3 separate regions of the Homo sapiens genome follow, and regions 1 and 3 are each linked to region 2. A link is a contact called in ENCODE Hi-C or POLR2A ChIA-PET data. All regions are on one chromosome and are shown on one strand. Each heading gives the region's core, a stretch centred on a gene start or an enhancer-like site at or near the end of the contact. The rest is flanking DNA. Distances are from core to core; before and after follow the strand shown. Region 1 overlaps KLB (klotho beta). Region 2 holds the start of KLHL5 (kelch like family member 5). Region 3 has its middle 24 kb from the start of TLR10.

Region 1 (4,486 bases), core at 1,820-4,319, 380 kb before region 2:
TTATTATTTTTTTTTATTTTGAGAGACAGTCTTGCCCTGTCCCCCAGGCTGGAGTGCAATGGCACGATCTTGGCTCATTGCAACCTCTGCCTCTCGGGTTCAAGCGATTCTCCTGCCTCGGCCTCCTGAGTAGCTGGGATTACAGGTGCCCACCACCATGCCCGGCTAACTTTTGTATTTTTAGTAGAGATGGGGTTTTGCCATGTTGGCCAGGCTAGTCTCGAACTCCTAACCTCAGGTGATCCACCTGCCTTGGCCTCCCAAAGTGCTGGGATTACAGGCGGTGCCACCGTGCCTGGCCGGAAATTACATTATTTTAAAAAATCAGATCTAGTAAAAGATCACAAATTAGATATTCTATAGGTGATTTTTTGTTGTTAGAAAAATGAAGGGCTTGATCCTCTTTAAGAGTCTGTGTTGTAACTGGCTTAGACAAGCACTACTTACCCTATTGTGTTTTCTTTCCATTTTAGAACCACCCTGACCTAAAGGAGAAGGCACCTTATTAGAAGTGACAGAATATATATTATCTATCACTGACTACCCAGTTTAAAGAAGGGTGTTAAATCTCTGCTGTAGAGTCTAACAAAACAAAGTTTTGCTTTTGCTTTTTTTTTTTTTTTTGGACACAGTCTTGCTGTTGTCGCCTAGGCTGGAGTGCAGTGGCGCAATTTTGGCCTACTGTAACCTGTTTCCTGGGTTCAAACTTCTGCCTCAGCCTCCCAAGTAGCTGGGATTACAGGTGCCACTGTCACCACGCCTGGCTAATTTTTTGTATTTTTAGTAGAGACATGGTTTCACCATGTTGGCCAGGCTGGTCTCGAACTCCTCACCTCAGGTGATCTCCCCGCCTCGGCCTCCCAAAGTGCTGAGATTACAGGTGTGAGCCACAGCGTCCAGCCCCAGAGTTTTACTTCTTAAAAATAATTTATTGTACCACAAGTAGCTATTGGTAGAGATGAAAGCTAAAGCAGAATGATGGAATACAGTTGATGAAACTTTAAGAAGCAATGTAGCATGTAATCCTCATAGCTTACTGTCAGGATGAAGCCTTTATGTTTACATCCAAGAACTGAGTTCACTGATGTCAACACCTAAGGGAATGTTCTTTGAACCACACAGCAGAGACAATTGTCATCACCTTGGTTACAGCTGTATCTCAGATTGTCTTTCTATAATACAGGTATATCTCCTGTAAGTTACCAGCATATGGAACTGGGATGAATTTTTAAACTGTCTATCATGCAGACAGATCAGTTTAGCTAACAACTCTCTTGCCTTTCTTTAATGGTATGTGTTGTAAGTTTTTTGCTTTCCAAAACTTTCTTCTCTTCTGCCTTTGAAAAATGGCAATTGATAAGAGTAGAACCAGGGTGGAGAAGAAGCAACAACCCAGGAATATCAGTGGTTTCTTCTGCACAAGGAATAAGCAGACAGTGCACTCTGTATTTTCTTGGGTCTGACTGCATCTAGAACTACTGTTCTCAAAAGGGAAGCCCCTGCTGCTGATCACTTTGTTGTAAAATTGTATTGAGGATTTAGCTTTAAAATCAGATGTGAAGAATCCAAATCTGGGTTTAGATTTCTCTTCAGCCAGTTTGAATGCATAATAGCCTTTGATTCTGACTTTATCAATCAGGTATGCTGAAAAAGATAAGAAATTAACATTAATCACAAATGGACTATGAAGTATCTTTGAGGAAGAATTTAGTTTTCATTGAAACAAGCTAAAATTATGCCCATAATAAAGGTAGTGATTTTTATTAGAGGGTTTTTTTTGACATTTATTCTTTTATGATCTATGTAAAGGAGAAGGTGAAAATATGTATAATTTAAGTCTGAAAAATTTGTAGTGAAACTTGATCCATAAATAATCCAAAAACTCTTGGAGGAAAAAGCAAATTTAAGGAGCAGAGCAATGAAGGTTGTCACTTTTGTTTAAAGGGTCACAAGCAGAAAAACGTTGCCTATTTGGCCTGATTGTGAACCTCAGATGTGCTCTTGGTGCAGCCCAGGAATCACAGTTGGTTTTACCCACTCACTCACTGTCGCTCGCTTAAGCTACCATGATGTGGTTATTTCACATTGCATGCTTGTATCGAAACATTTCATGCATCCCATAAATTTATACACCTGTTTACCCACAACCATTTTTTTAAAGCCTAGCAAGCATGGTGAAAATAAGTAACCCAAAATAGTGACTGTTTATCCTGGGGAGTGAGATTTCAGGTGATTTTTTAAAAACTTCTCCACGTGCCCAGTTTTCTATAATTGGTGTGTGTTACTTTTATGATTTTAAAATTTTTTCAAAAATCCCATAGGCCAGTTTTCAGGACAAAATTCAATTGACAGGACTTGGGTGCCACAAATTGGATGCTGTCAGGCACCAGCCTGCTGCTCCCATTCTTTGTTCTTGTCAGGTAACAGGAATCTCGCTCTGCCCTGTGTCTGAAGGGGCCCCGCCCTTACCTTTCAGCACCTCCTGAAGGTACTTCCCTAGGTAGTACTTCCGGAGCCGGTCATCCTCCAGAGCCTGGTCGTCGATGCCACTGGCGGTGATGTAAATGTCCATGTCGCCGTAGTTCCTCCGGACCCACCGCAGCAGCTTGCGCACCCCCCAGGGAATCACAGCCAGGCGCGTGGGGGAGCTCAGGCGGGTGATGTCCTGCAGAAACTGGATGTCCCTGTCCGAGTCGTAGCGGCTGCCGGCCAGCTGCTCGTGCATCACGAACCTAGTGGTGAAGTGGTTGAGCGCGCAGAAGTCGACCGTGCCCTTGAGCAGCCTCCTTTCGGCCTCGGTGAGGCGCGGCAGGGCCGAGCTGGAAAGCCCCCGTCGGTGCTTGGAGGCAATGTATTCCCTCATGGCCGCGGGGTAGTCCCCGGTCTTGAAGAGCGGCTCGGCGAACCAGGCGATCTCGAACTGCAGGAAGCGCTCGGCCGCCCTCCAGTGCGAGTCAGCATAGGGGTTGGCGGGTTCCGCCCAGTCCGCGTGCAGCGACAGCGACACGGCCCCGCGCTGTGAGGGCCTGAACTGCCGGTCGTAGAGGCGCCAGGCCAGGGCGTGGGCCACCAGCAGGTTGTGCGCCGCCCCGTAGGTGTCGTTGCCAGAGCGGTTGTAGATGTCACTTAGCCGGTTAGGCTCGTTGATGGTGATCCAGAGCTTCACCAGGTCCCCCAGCTCCTGGAAGCACAGCCCAGCGTAGGCCTGGAAGGCCTCGGCCGTCGATGGGTTCAGCCACCCGTCGGCATGCAACAGAGGCTCGGGGAGGCCTAGGTGGGCGTGGGTCGGATAATACAGGGTGACCATCGCGGAGATGCCAAGCTTCAGCCCCTCACTGACCACGCACCTGTAGTACCTCAGGGCCTGTCGGTTCACCGCGGACAGGTTGCCAGTGGGAAGGACCGAGGCCCAATCCAGAGCAAACCGGTAGTGGGTGACTTTCATTCTTGCCAACATCTCAAGTTGTTTTTTGATGTTTACAAAATCTGTGCATTGAGCGGGTCGTGTTTTCAGCCTCACCCCTTCCACTCGGTGCAACAGTCTGTTGCCAGTGGCGTTCCACACGTACAGATGAGGATCGCTGAACTGTGGGGACGAAGCCACAGACTCGGGCTGTGAAAAACAAGCTCATTTAGGTCAAGCATGCGCTGGCAGATGGAGGCTCAAGTGATCTGCCTACCTCTGCCTCCCAAAGTGCTGGGATTACAGGCCACCACGCCAGGCCTATTCCAGCCCTTGAAATCTCCCAAGGAGACCAGAAAACAGAGAAGGAGCCACACCCAGGTCCTGGCTTGGAAAACAAGTTGTTTGAGAAAACATTGGGAAGCCATTTTCCAGTTCATTTAACTTTAAACCCTAGGTTATATATGGTGGGGTTTGAAGTGATTCTGTTCAAATGCATCAGGAAATTGGCTTGGTACACTCAATTAAAAGCAATTACAAAAGAGATTCTAAACCCTGCCATAAATTGAAGACAAAGTTGAAATTCCTGTTGTAGAGATTTCACTGAGAAGAGGAGGTTGACCCCAGGCACAATTCCTTAAAAAGGCTGGTGCGGTGGGGTAGGCAATGACCCCTTGCTTTTGCTGAATGCAAATTTCTAACTTGTATTTAAAAAATCCAGGCCGGGCGCGGTGGCTCATGCCTGTAATCCTAGCACTTTGGGAGGCTGAGGCGGGCAGATCACCTGAAGTTGGGAGTTTGAGACTAGCCTGACCAACATGGAGAAACACCGTCTCTACTAAAAAAAAAAAAAAAAACAAAAAAACAAGATTAGCCAGGCGTGGAGGCGCATGCTTGTAATCCCAGCTACTCTGGAGGCTGAGGCAGGAGAATCGCTTGAACGCAGGAGGCGAAGGTTGCAGTGAGCCGAGATCATGCCATTGCACTCCAGCCTCGGCAACAAGAGCAAAAACTCCATCTCAAAAAAAAAAAAAAAAGAAAAGAAAAGTTCAAGTGATAACACATTTGCATCCATCATGTCTC
Region 2 (5,079 bases), core at 256-2,755:
CCAGATAATCACATCTAGCCCCTCTACATTCCCTTAAACTCTCCTGGAGGAATGTCCTTCATTTCCCTAAATAGCACACATTTCAGTGAAAGTGAAGGTAACAGGAATTAGTAGCTGTCATCTTAGAGACATGTTACTTAGTATTCTCTATATTAGTCTGGAGAGCTGTAACACAGACAGGACAAAGAGAAATAACCATAAGAAAAATATTATTGACAACTACAATTGTGTCAAAAAATTGGTGACTATAATGTGCATCTCTTTGCAAAACCTTTCCTTTTCATTAAATTAAAAAATGACTCTATCATCTGTTATAAACTAAAATGTCACATAAAATTTCATACTATAGAAATATCTTCTATAGTTTTGATATGAATATAGAAGGTTAATGAATGAAGCAAACCACAGGCAATGATACATGAAATTGCTACTATATATTATTTTCAAAGCTGAGCCAGATCTATATATAGAACACAAGATATTTCAAAATGAATGCTATTTGTTGTCTTTGTAATTTTACAGACTATTAGAACATTAAAAAAACCCTAGCAGAAGTATCACATGTTCATACCAAGATATTATATATATGTATGCAGATGTACATATATAATCAGATTTTAAATAATAAATACTAAATTATTTAAAAACATTATAGAGCCATACCCCCACACCCCTTTTCTAACAGTAAGAAAATAATCAACCTGCATGAACTGGAATCAGATTCATTTTCTTCTTCACTAGTGCCATCATCCACTTCTGGTCTATCCAGCCAATGTGCACCGCCACAATCTTCTGCTGTAAACTCAAATGCAGGGACTTCAGAGGTGGATGCCATTGGCCAAGAAGGTGAATTCTGAAAATCCAGTTGGCTGGACCTTCGGTAACCAATTGAAGCCAAAGGCAATTGTAGGCTACATGGATCTAAAAACTTTCTCCCACCGTTTGCTCCAGTCTGTCCTCGGTTCCAAAATTCTCCCTGCTGGCTGTCAACTGTAGAATTAGGAGATGATGCTTGATGACCAAACCACCTCCATCTGATTTTCAAAATCTGTTTCACATCAAACTCTTTACGAGAACCAGACATCCTCAGAGAAACCAAGTGATCGTCTAGGCAACGGGCAAAAAGCACTGCACACAGATTTGTGCATCCAACCAAGACAAGAGAAGTATATGCCCTGCTGTACACAACAAAAATATGTAAAGGAAAATAAATCACATTCATATATATATCTACAATTACTTTTATGCCAATATATCAGATTTTAAAGAACAAAGGATAATGAATAAAGATGAAACACGGTGGAACATTCCGTTCAATCAGAGCAAACTCTCATCCACCTATCCTGAAGCAGCTAGACCACTTTCCCGGCTCTCCTTTCCCATACTGACCATTAGGTCTCACAAACACTGACAGCATTCATTAAAGTCCTTTCAAATGCAGAACACCACCCCCTTTTTCTTAAACCACAAATGACAGAGACAGAAAACACTATCCCCGTTGCAGTATCTCAGTCTCTGCTGCTTAGTATATTAACTCTTTCATTGCTGAAACAATAAATGTATTCTATAGCATTTCCCTTTGTACTTAAAAATAATCACTTTAAAACTAAAATGTTTCTATTTCTAAACTAAGTCCCTAAGTGAAATACCACAAAACAAGTTTTTAAAAAAGCATTTGTAAAATTAGATGAGTTATGGTGATTTTCCAGGTGTGCTCTTTGGATGGGGAATGAGGAGGAAAGCGGAGTACAAAGGTGGGGCTCCAGACTATTGCCTTCACCTCTATCTTCTCCCTTCAGAAAACAAATGGATCTAATTAATACAGTAAGATCCTGGGTAAGATTTCACTTGGATAAAGAATAATGAGGAGAATAAAAAGTTTGAAAACTACAAAGGATCAAAATGTAACAAATACTCTTTTTCAAATAAACTGAGGCCAGGATTTCTCTATAAGTAGAAATGGGCCACTGCCAGTTAGTGTAACATCCAAATTTCTATGACATTACTTAGGAAAAGGAAAAGTGCGGCTCAAAAAAGCTACCAGGGACTGGGATAGGACTATTGGGTGTACAAGTGCCCTAATGGTGCCCTCTGTTGTTAGCAAAACAAACAATGGTTTGAACATGGTTACAGTTAAGGCAAATTGATAAAGCAAATACAAATAAACTCAAAAATACTGAGTAGTTATTGTGAACAATGCAATCTACTAGGCATTGTCAGGGACACAGAGATATATATATCTTGGTTCCTAACCCCCAAAATAATTAAATCTAGCTATTGAACCAAATACAAAATATTTGATAAGGTAAAATAAGAAACATTAAAATGCTGCAATATTAAAGTGTGATCTATCAATGCAGAATTTGAGTTTTCAGGGTGCTCAGTATTTACTCCTTTATCAACTAATTCCATACAAAAGGCAATGCCTATCTAAGCTGACCAAAAAACAAAAACAAAAACTACTTTGGAGGCTTACAAAAATATTGTGAGGTGTCTATCTTAATACAAATTATTCAGAGAAACAAGAATGAGAAGCATAAAAAGCCAAGTATGATTTCATGCTAAATAATACGGGAAAAACCATACAAACTGTAAGAAAGAAAGGAGATATCAGGATGGCAATGGAGTGGTATGGGCCAGTTTCATTAGGGAGAAGGCTGCTAAGAATAGTAAAACATTGTTTAGGTAGAATGATAGATTTCTACAGAAAAAGATTCTAATAAAAGCATGAAGTGGGCATATCTACAAGGAAGAAGTGGGAAATAATCAGTTTGATCAGCCAGCCATACCAAATTAATTTTAAGGTGTAGTAAGAGATAAAGTTAGATGAATACGATGAGATAAAATGCCTTGAGCAAGCAGCAAAGACATTATTGAATGGACTGTTGAACAGGACAATGTTTTAGGAAATTAACTTGGCAGTACTGTGCAGGACGCATTAGAGAGTGAAATGACACTTTCCCCTCTCCTCTCACCTTTGTCAGACTCCTTCTGATCAACATCCTTCTAACTTCACTCTAGCTATCCAACTTTATTTCTAACCATTTTCCAACATAGACACACCACTTCATTGGTCAAGGCAGTCTACATTATGGTGTTCCCTCTTTTATAACACTGTTTGCCTCCCAGAGAAACTCTGGTTTAAAAAACACACTTCATCCTTCAAGATTTAGCTCAGGCACTATCATCTTTGTAAACACTTCAGTTACTCTAAGTAGCTGGTTCTCAACAAGGGAAGCATCAACCTGCTCCTAAAGGCTTCTGGAAAATAGGTGGTGGTGGTGGTGGTGGTGGTAGATTTTTAGTTGTTGGAATGACCAGAGTGCTATAGGCATTGAGTGTGCAGGGGCCAGAGACAGCAAACATCTGGCAATGAAAAATGATACCTTTATTTTGCCAATCCTCCTCCACTCATTCCCATGGTAATCATTGCTGACGCCAAGCTTGGTACATATAGCCTTTCACACCTCTCTCCATGTTTATAAATCATGGACAAACTTATATACACATATATAAGAGATTTGCTATTGTTATACAAGAGATCATATTGTATTCATCTTTTAGCATTTTGCTCTTCTCACCTAATTTTATATATACATGGAAATATAAATTAATAATCTTTTTAAGAGTTACATGATATTTCATTACTGTAAAAAAACCAATTTATTAAACTATCTCCCTGCTAATGGGCATTCAGGTTGATTTCAGGTTTTTGGGTTTTTGCCATTAAAATAATGTTGAAAGAAACATCCTTGTGAGGCTTTTATATCTACAGAATTTATTGCCAGGAGTGGACTTGCTGGGTTGAAGGTATGTGCATTTTATTTTGTTTTATTTTAAGACAGAATCTAACTCTGTCACCCAGGCAAGAGTACAGTGGTGTGATCTTGGCTCACTACAGGCTCCATCTCCTGGGTTCACGCAATTCTTATGCCTCAGCCTCCTGAGTAGTTGGGACTACAGGCACACACCACCATGTCCAGCTAATTTTTTATGTTTTTACTAGAGACAGGGTTTCTGGAGTGCAGTGGCGTGATCCCGGCTCACTGCAACCTCCGTCTCCCAGGTTCAAGCAATTCTCCTGCCTGAGCCTCCTGAGTAGCTGGGATTACATGCGTGCACCACCAAGCCTGGCTAATTTTTGTTTTTTTTAGTAGAGATGGGGTTTCACCATATTGGCCAGGCTAGTCTCAAACTCCTGATCTCAAGTGAGCGGCCCACCTCGGCCTCCCAAAATGCTGAGATTACAGGCGTGAGCCACCGTGCTTGGCCATATTCTCTTTTTAATTTTGGTCATTCTGACAGGTGTGTAATGGTATCCCATTTGGTTTTCCTTTACATTTTCTTCATTATTAATGTGGCTGAATAACTCTTCATGTTTATTGGTTATTTGGATATCCTCCATGAAGTGGCTATTTAGGCCCCTTTTTTTTTCTATTAAGTTATCAGTCTTTATCTTCTTGATCTGTAGTTCTTATATTTCTGATATTTTCTTTATAAAAATATGAAGTAAGCTTAAACATTAATGCCTTTATGGCATGAAATTCAGCATTCACTTAAATAACACTTTTTTTTCTGTTCCGACAACTTTCACCAACAATATAAAATTGTTTTGCCCCAAAATTTGTCCAGCTCTGATGCCAAGTATTTCCCAGGAAAATTATTTATAAACGATCAATACGTATTAAAAATCATTACATTATTAAATTATCAAAATGGTCTTCACTGACTACTCTCTGTAAATTAGACTCATCATTCACAAGCCCGCTGACCCTCCTAATTTTTTTCATAGCAGTTACCACCACTTGGCATATTAGATGTTTATTTGCTTATTGTCTTTATCCTCACTACAAAGTAAGCTTAAGTGGGGCTTTGTTTTGGTTATCACTGTAATCCCAGCACTTAGAATAGTACCTAGGAGACAGTAGGTGCTCAATAAATATTTCTCTAATGAATACATAAATTATTCAACAATTATAAGAGCTATAATAAAATCCAACAATTATAAGAGCAATAATAAAAGTATATACTTATACTATTTTTTAAATTATAAAATAAAGAATCTAATTTTAAAATTAC
Region 3 (4,737 bases), core at 1-2,500, 300 kb after region 2:
CACTCCTGTCCCTAATTAGAAACAACAGCAGAGAATTGCTGAAAGCTATATTCCAGCTAAAACCAGGCTGCAGCGTTCGCATCACCTGAGAGACGTCAGACATGCAGAATTTCAGGCTCCATCCCAGGCCTACTGATTCAGAAGCTGCATTTTAGCAAGATCCTGGCTGGATTTTATGCACAGTAAAGTTTGAGAAAGAAGGCTTTAAAAATGAACTGAGCAATACAATCCTTTTTTTTTTTTTGCACGGGGGGAGGTGTTCAATAGCAGAGTAGGGTGACTCTAGTTAACAACAATGTATTGTATATTTCAAAGTAGCTAGAAGAGAGAACATGAAATGTTCCCAGCACGTAGAAATGATACTCAGGGTAATGGAGACTCCAAATACCCTGACTTGATCATTACACATTTGATGCATATAACAAAATAGCACATGTACTCCATAAATATGTAAACTATCATATATCATTAAAAAAAATAAACTGAAGGCCTTAAAAAGGAATAAAATAATGGCATTTGCAGCAACCTGAATGGAATTGGAGACCATTATTCTAGGTGAAGTGACTCAGGAATGGACAATCAAACATCGCATGTTCTCACTTATAAATGGGAGCTAAGCTATGAGGCCACAAAGGCATAAGAATGATACAATGGACTTTGGGACCTCGGGGGAAAGGGTGGGAGCGGGGGGGTGAGGGATAATAGACTACAAATTGGGTACAGCGTACACTGGTTGGGTTATGAGGGCACCAAAATTTCAGAAACGACCGCTAAAGAACTTATGCGTGTAACCAAACACAATCTGTTCCACCAAAACCTATTGAAATTTTTGAAAAATTATTTTCCTAAAATAAAGGATATTTCAAGGAGTGCCTTCTCCATCTTGTGGCCCTCTGATGATGATAGCTCTGAAAGCTTTGAAAAGCTTGCAAATACCCAACTTCAGGAATAAATCACCTCTGAGACCCTCACCTGAAGACAGGATACTTCCTGCAACTCCAGGACTTTAAAGTCGGAAGAATTGTTTTTTTAAACTGGACTCTGAGGACACACTCTTAAAGTCACTCAAATTCTCTACAAAATTCTTAAGTTTTGTGTTTCTATTTCTAAAGATAATAAAAATAATTGATATGATCAAAAAACAAAAATTAACAAAAAAACACAAAAACCCCCCAAAATGAACTGAGGTTGTGTGCCCTTGTGTGAAATTTTGGGTTGCAGTGCCACCTTGAGGTCACTTTAGTATTTTTCGCTGAGCTTTGCAGTGGACGAGCTGCGTGGGACACAACAGAAGTCAGTTCATTCCTCCCTGGAGGAAACAGACCGCCCTTGTGTTAGTGCCCAGAGGTCTCCGACTGCGGCCTCTCTGGGCCACACTGTCAATTGAAGAGATATGGGCCCTCTTCCAAGGACGCCTTCTATCCAAGCTTAGAAGAATGGCTCATAGGCTAAGGCACTTTCTGCGTCAGCAACAGCAACAGATCTCAAAGAATGTCTGCCCCCATCACAAGATTTTTCATAAAATGTAGAAAGCCATTAAAGCTCAGAGGCACAAAGCATGGCTTTAGAGATCATCTAGATGAGTGAGCCCCACCTTTCAGGAATGAGAATTGCTTTATGATAATGGTTGGCATTTGCTGCATATTTACTGTGTCCCAAGCACTGTTCTAAGCACCTCCATGTACTTAGTCATTTGAACCTTAGAACAATTTAGTGAGATCAAAATAGTGATCTCTATTTTACAGACTCCTGTGTGGCAGTCATTTTGTTTGTACTATTTGTTGGTTAGGAAAATCTACACTAAGAAGAAACTATTGCTATGAATCTAGTAATTCTTGAAAATGAATTTGCATTGAATTAAATCCAATAACAGCCAATAACATCTATATATATTCAGGGAAGAGTAGTATAGAGATATAAATTATGTTATCTACCAAGCCTCAGACCACGGTTGTGGCATAGATAGACTTAGGGCCTCTTGCAACAGCTCCAAAGCTCTCCACGGTATTCTTAGCCCACAGGCTGGGAACCCCCAGTGTAGAAACACACCCCACGTGCTTTATAGATGGCACACCGTACAATCCTGAACACACCTGATTTCATCTGGTCTCTGATGATTAGTGGGATCAGGCTACCTTGGTCTTGGATGGGAGATTGTGGGGGAAGTTGCAGATGAGGAAACTGACTTCAGAAAGTTGTTATAGTTATTCTTCTAGCTTGAAAAAGCTACACTAGAGAGAAAAAGAGACCATGGGCAGTATCTCCTTTTCATTCTTCAACCTATACACCCTAGGAAGGTTAATTCTCCTAAAACACAGTTCTGTTTGGGTTATTTTCCCCCTCAAAATGACCCCCAGCTCTACCTGACTGCTTATTGTAAGGTAAAGCCATCTTCGTCTCCAAAGCAAAATCGAATACCAACCAACCTGCTTGTTGTTACTCTGTTGATGTCCCTTACCCTCTGTCTAGACTATGTGTTGCCCATAGGACAAGAAGAATGCTGGCCTTAGAGAAGACTTGGAGGGAGAGCTTTGGAGCTGTTGCAAGAGGCCCTAAGTCTATCTATGCCACAATCGTGGTCTGAGGCTTGGTAGATAACATAATTTATATCTCTATACTAGCCTTCCCTGAATATATATAGATGTTATTGGCTGTTATTAGATTTAATTCAATGCAAATTCATTTTCAAGAGTTACTAGACTCATAGCAATAGTTTCTTCTTAGTGTAGATTTTCCTAACCAACAAACAGACTTGGAGGGAGGCCACCTAGTGGCTAAGGTGACCTTCCTTGGGAAGCAGCACCTGAGTTAAGTCACCAGGAGTGCATGTTTAGGTCCTACCCAGACACAGGAAGACAGTGCCGGTGAGCCACAGAGTTGGAGGGCCTTCTCTCAAGACCGAGCGTGAGTTCACTGTGAGAAATATAGCTACTGAGGTGACCAGGTCAGTGCACATGCTGGCAGAGTTCTCTCCTGCAGGCCCTCATGGGACAAAATGGCATCATCAGAAGGCTAGTGGTTGGTATTTACTGCATATTTACTGTGTCCCAAGCACTAAGTACTCCAAGTACTTAGTCATTTGAACCTTAGAACAATTTAGTGAGATCAAAATAGTGATCTCTATTTTGCAGATTCCCGTGTGGCAGTCATTTTGTTTGTAGTATTTTTTGGTTAGGAAAGTCTACCCTAAGAAGATACTATTACTATGAATCTAGTAACTCTTGAAAATGAATTTGCATTGAATTAAGCCAATAACATCCAATAGCGTCTATATATCTTCAGGGAAGGGTAGTATAGGGATATAAATTATGTTATCTACCAAGCCTCAGACCATAGTTGTGGCATAGATAGACTTAGGGTCTCTTGCAACAGCTCCAAAGCTCTCCAAGGTATTCTTAGCCCACAAGCTGGGAACCCTCAGTGTAAAAGTACATTGGTCAGCATGTGTCTTGGCCATTTCTTGTTTCTGGCTCTGCCCAATGTCAATCTCTTCTTCTGAAAAGTACACCACTTCCTTTTTTTTTTTTTTGGCAGTGGGGACGGAGTCTCACTCTGTCACCCAGGCTGGAGTGCAGTGGCATGATCTCGGCTCACTGCAGCCTCTGTCTCACGAGTTCAAATGATTCTCCTGCCTAAGGCTCCCAAGTAGCTGGGATTACAGGCGTGTGCCACCATGTCTGGCTAATTTTTGTATTTTTAGTAGAGATGGGGTTTCACCATGTTGGCCAGGCTGGTCCCAAACTCCTGACCTCAAGTGATCCGCCAGCCTCAACCTTCCAAAGTGCTGGGATTACAGATGTGCGTCACTACACCTGACTAATTTTTGTATTTTTAGTAGAGACGGATTTCACCATGTTGGCCAGGCTGGTCTCGAACTCCTGACCTCAAGTGATCCACCCACCTTGGCCTCCCAAATTGCTAAGATTACAGGCGTGAGCTACCGTGCCCGGCTCATCATTTCCTTCGAGGCCTTCTTTCTTCCCAGGGGATATTGCCTGATAGATAGTGACCCAGATACCTGTACTGTCTAGTTCGTGGGTGGAGGCAGTCCAAGCTAGGACAATTACATACTCTCTTCCTAGTACTTGGATCTTGACCAGAGGATCAAAGGAGCAGAAAATAATTCTATTTCATCCCAGCAGTTGTGCCCTGGCTTTATGAGAGCCTGCTTTTTACACTTGCTGGTGGTCCTGGAATCCATCCCCGAGAAATATCCTGGCTCCTGCCTATTTCGAAGCCTCTACCCTCTTATTGATTTTATGAGCCCCGATGTCCTTTCCTCTCCAAAAAAAAAAAAAAACCTATTTTGAATAAGTTAATGTACTAGTCAGTTATTACTAGGATAGTATTGCAGATAAATCTCAGTAGTTAAGCAACAAAATTGTATTTTTCTAATTCACAGTTCTATTGTTCAACCAGGGTGGCTCTGCCTCAGACTTCAGGTCTGGTTTAAGTCTGTTGTCTATATTTCACATTCAAAGACAGCAGCTACTCAGGGCATGCTCATCTCATGATAAATGGAAGAGGCCAAGGAAAACCACACAAGCACATGTAAAATCTCAGGTTGGGGCTGGGCGCGGTGGCTCACACCTGTAATCCCAGCACGTTGGGAGGCTGAGGTGGGTGGATCGCTTGAAGTCAGGAGTTCAAAACCAGCCTGGCCAACATGATGAAACCCCATCTCTACTAAAAATACAAAAATTAGCCAGGCGTAGTGGTGCATGCCTGTAATCTCAG

The links. Hi-C counts contacts between places; a loop is a spot of excess contacts on that map. ChIA-PET counts read pairs that join two places held with the same protein, here RNA polymerase II (POLR2A). Pooled maps may share reads with other maps.
Region 1: POLR2A ChIA-PET joins it to region 2 with 10 read pairs in PC-9. The contact joins the enhancer-like site here to the promoter of KLHL5 in region 2. POLR2A ChIA-PET finds 5 or more read pairs at or near these places in 5 of 52 experiments (K562, OCI-LY7, PC-9 and 2 more).
Region 3: a pooled map shows a loop between it and region 2 (3-fold over the local background). The contact joins the enhancer-like site here to the promoter of KLHL5 in region 2. A Hi-C loop is called at or near these places in 2 of 50 pooled maps. POLR2A ChIA-PET finds 5 or more read pairs at or near these places in 2 of 52 experiments (OCI-LY7 and activated T-cell).

The regions. Positions count from the first base shown.
Region 1 is chr4:39,445,459-39,449,944 of GRCh38, reverse strand. It overlaps KLB (klotho beta), which reads right to left. Exons shown (of 5, transcript NM_175737.4): 4 at 2,470-3,613; 5 at 1-1,644. The coding sequence ends at 1,259. Among named protein-coding and RNA genes, the nearest start is that of RPL9, 11 kb to the left of the region's middle. RefSeq lists an enhancer at 2,627-2,816. Within about 2 kb of position 3,069, at least 13 of the 41 ENCODE cell types and tissues checked have a DNase peak (open chromatin) inside an H3K27ac peak, as active enhancers do.
Region 2 is chr4:39,058,658-39,063,736 of GRCh38, reverse strand. KLHL5 (kelch like family member 5) reads right to left here and starts at 1,505. Exons shown (of 11, transcript NM_015990.5): 1 at 702-1,505. The coding sequence starts at 1,084.
Region 3 is chr4:38,756,229-38,760,965 of GRCh38, reverse strand. It overlaps the pseudogene RNA5SP158. Among named protein-coding and RNA genes, the nearest start is that of TLR10, 24 kb to the left of the region's middle. RefSeq lists an enhancer at 3,489-3,618. Within about 2 kb of position 1,250, at least 9 of the 41 ENCODE cell types and tissues checked have a DNase peak (open chromatin) inside an H3K27ac peak, as active enhancers do; they include OCI-LY7, where a contact is called at or near this core.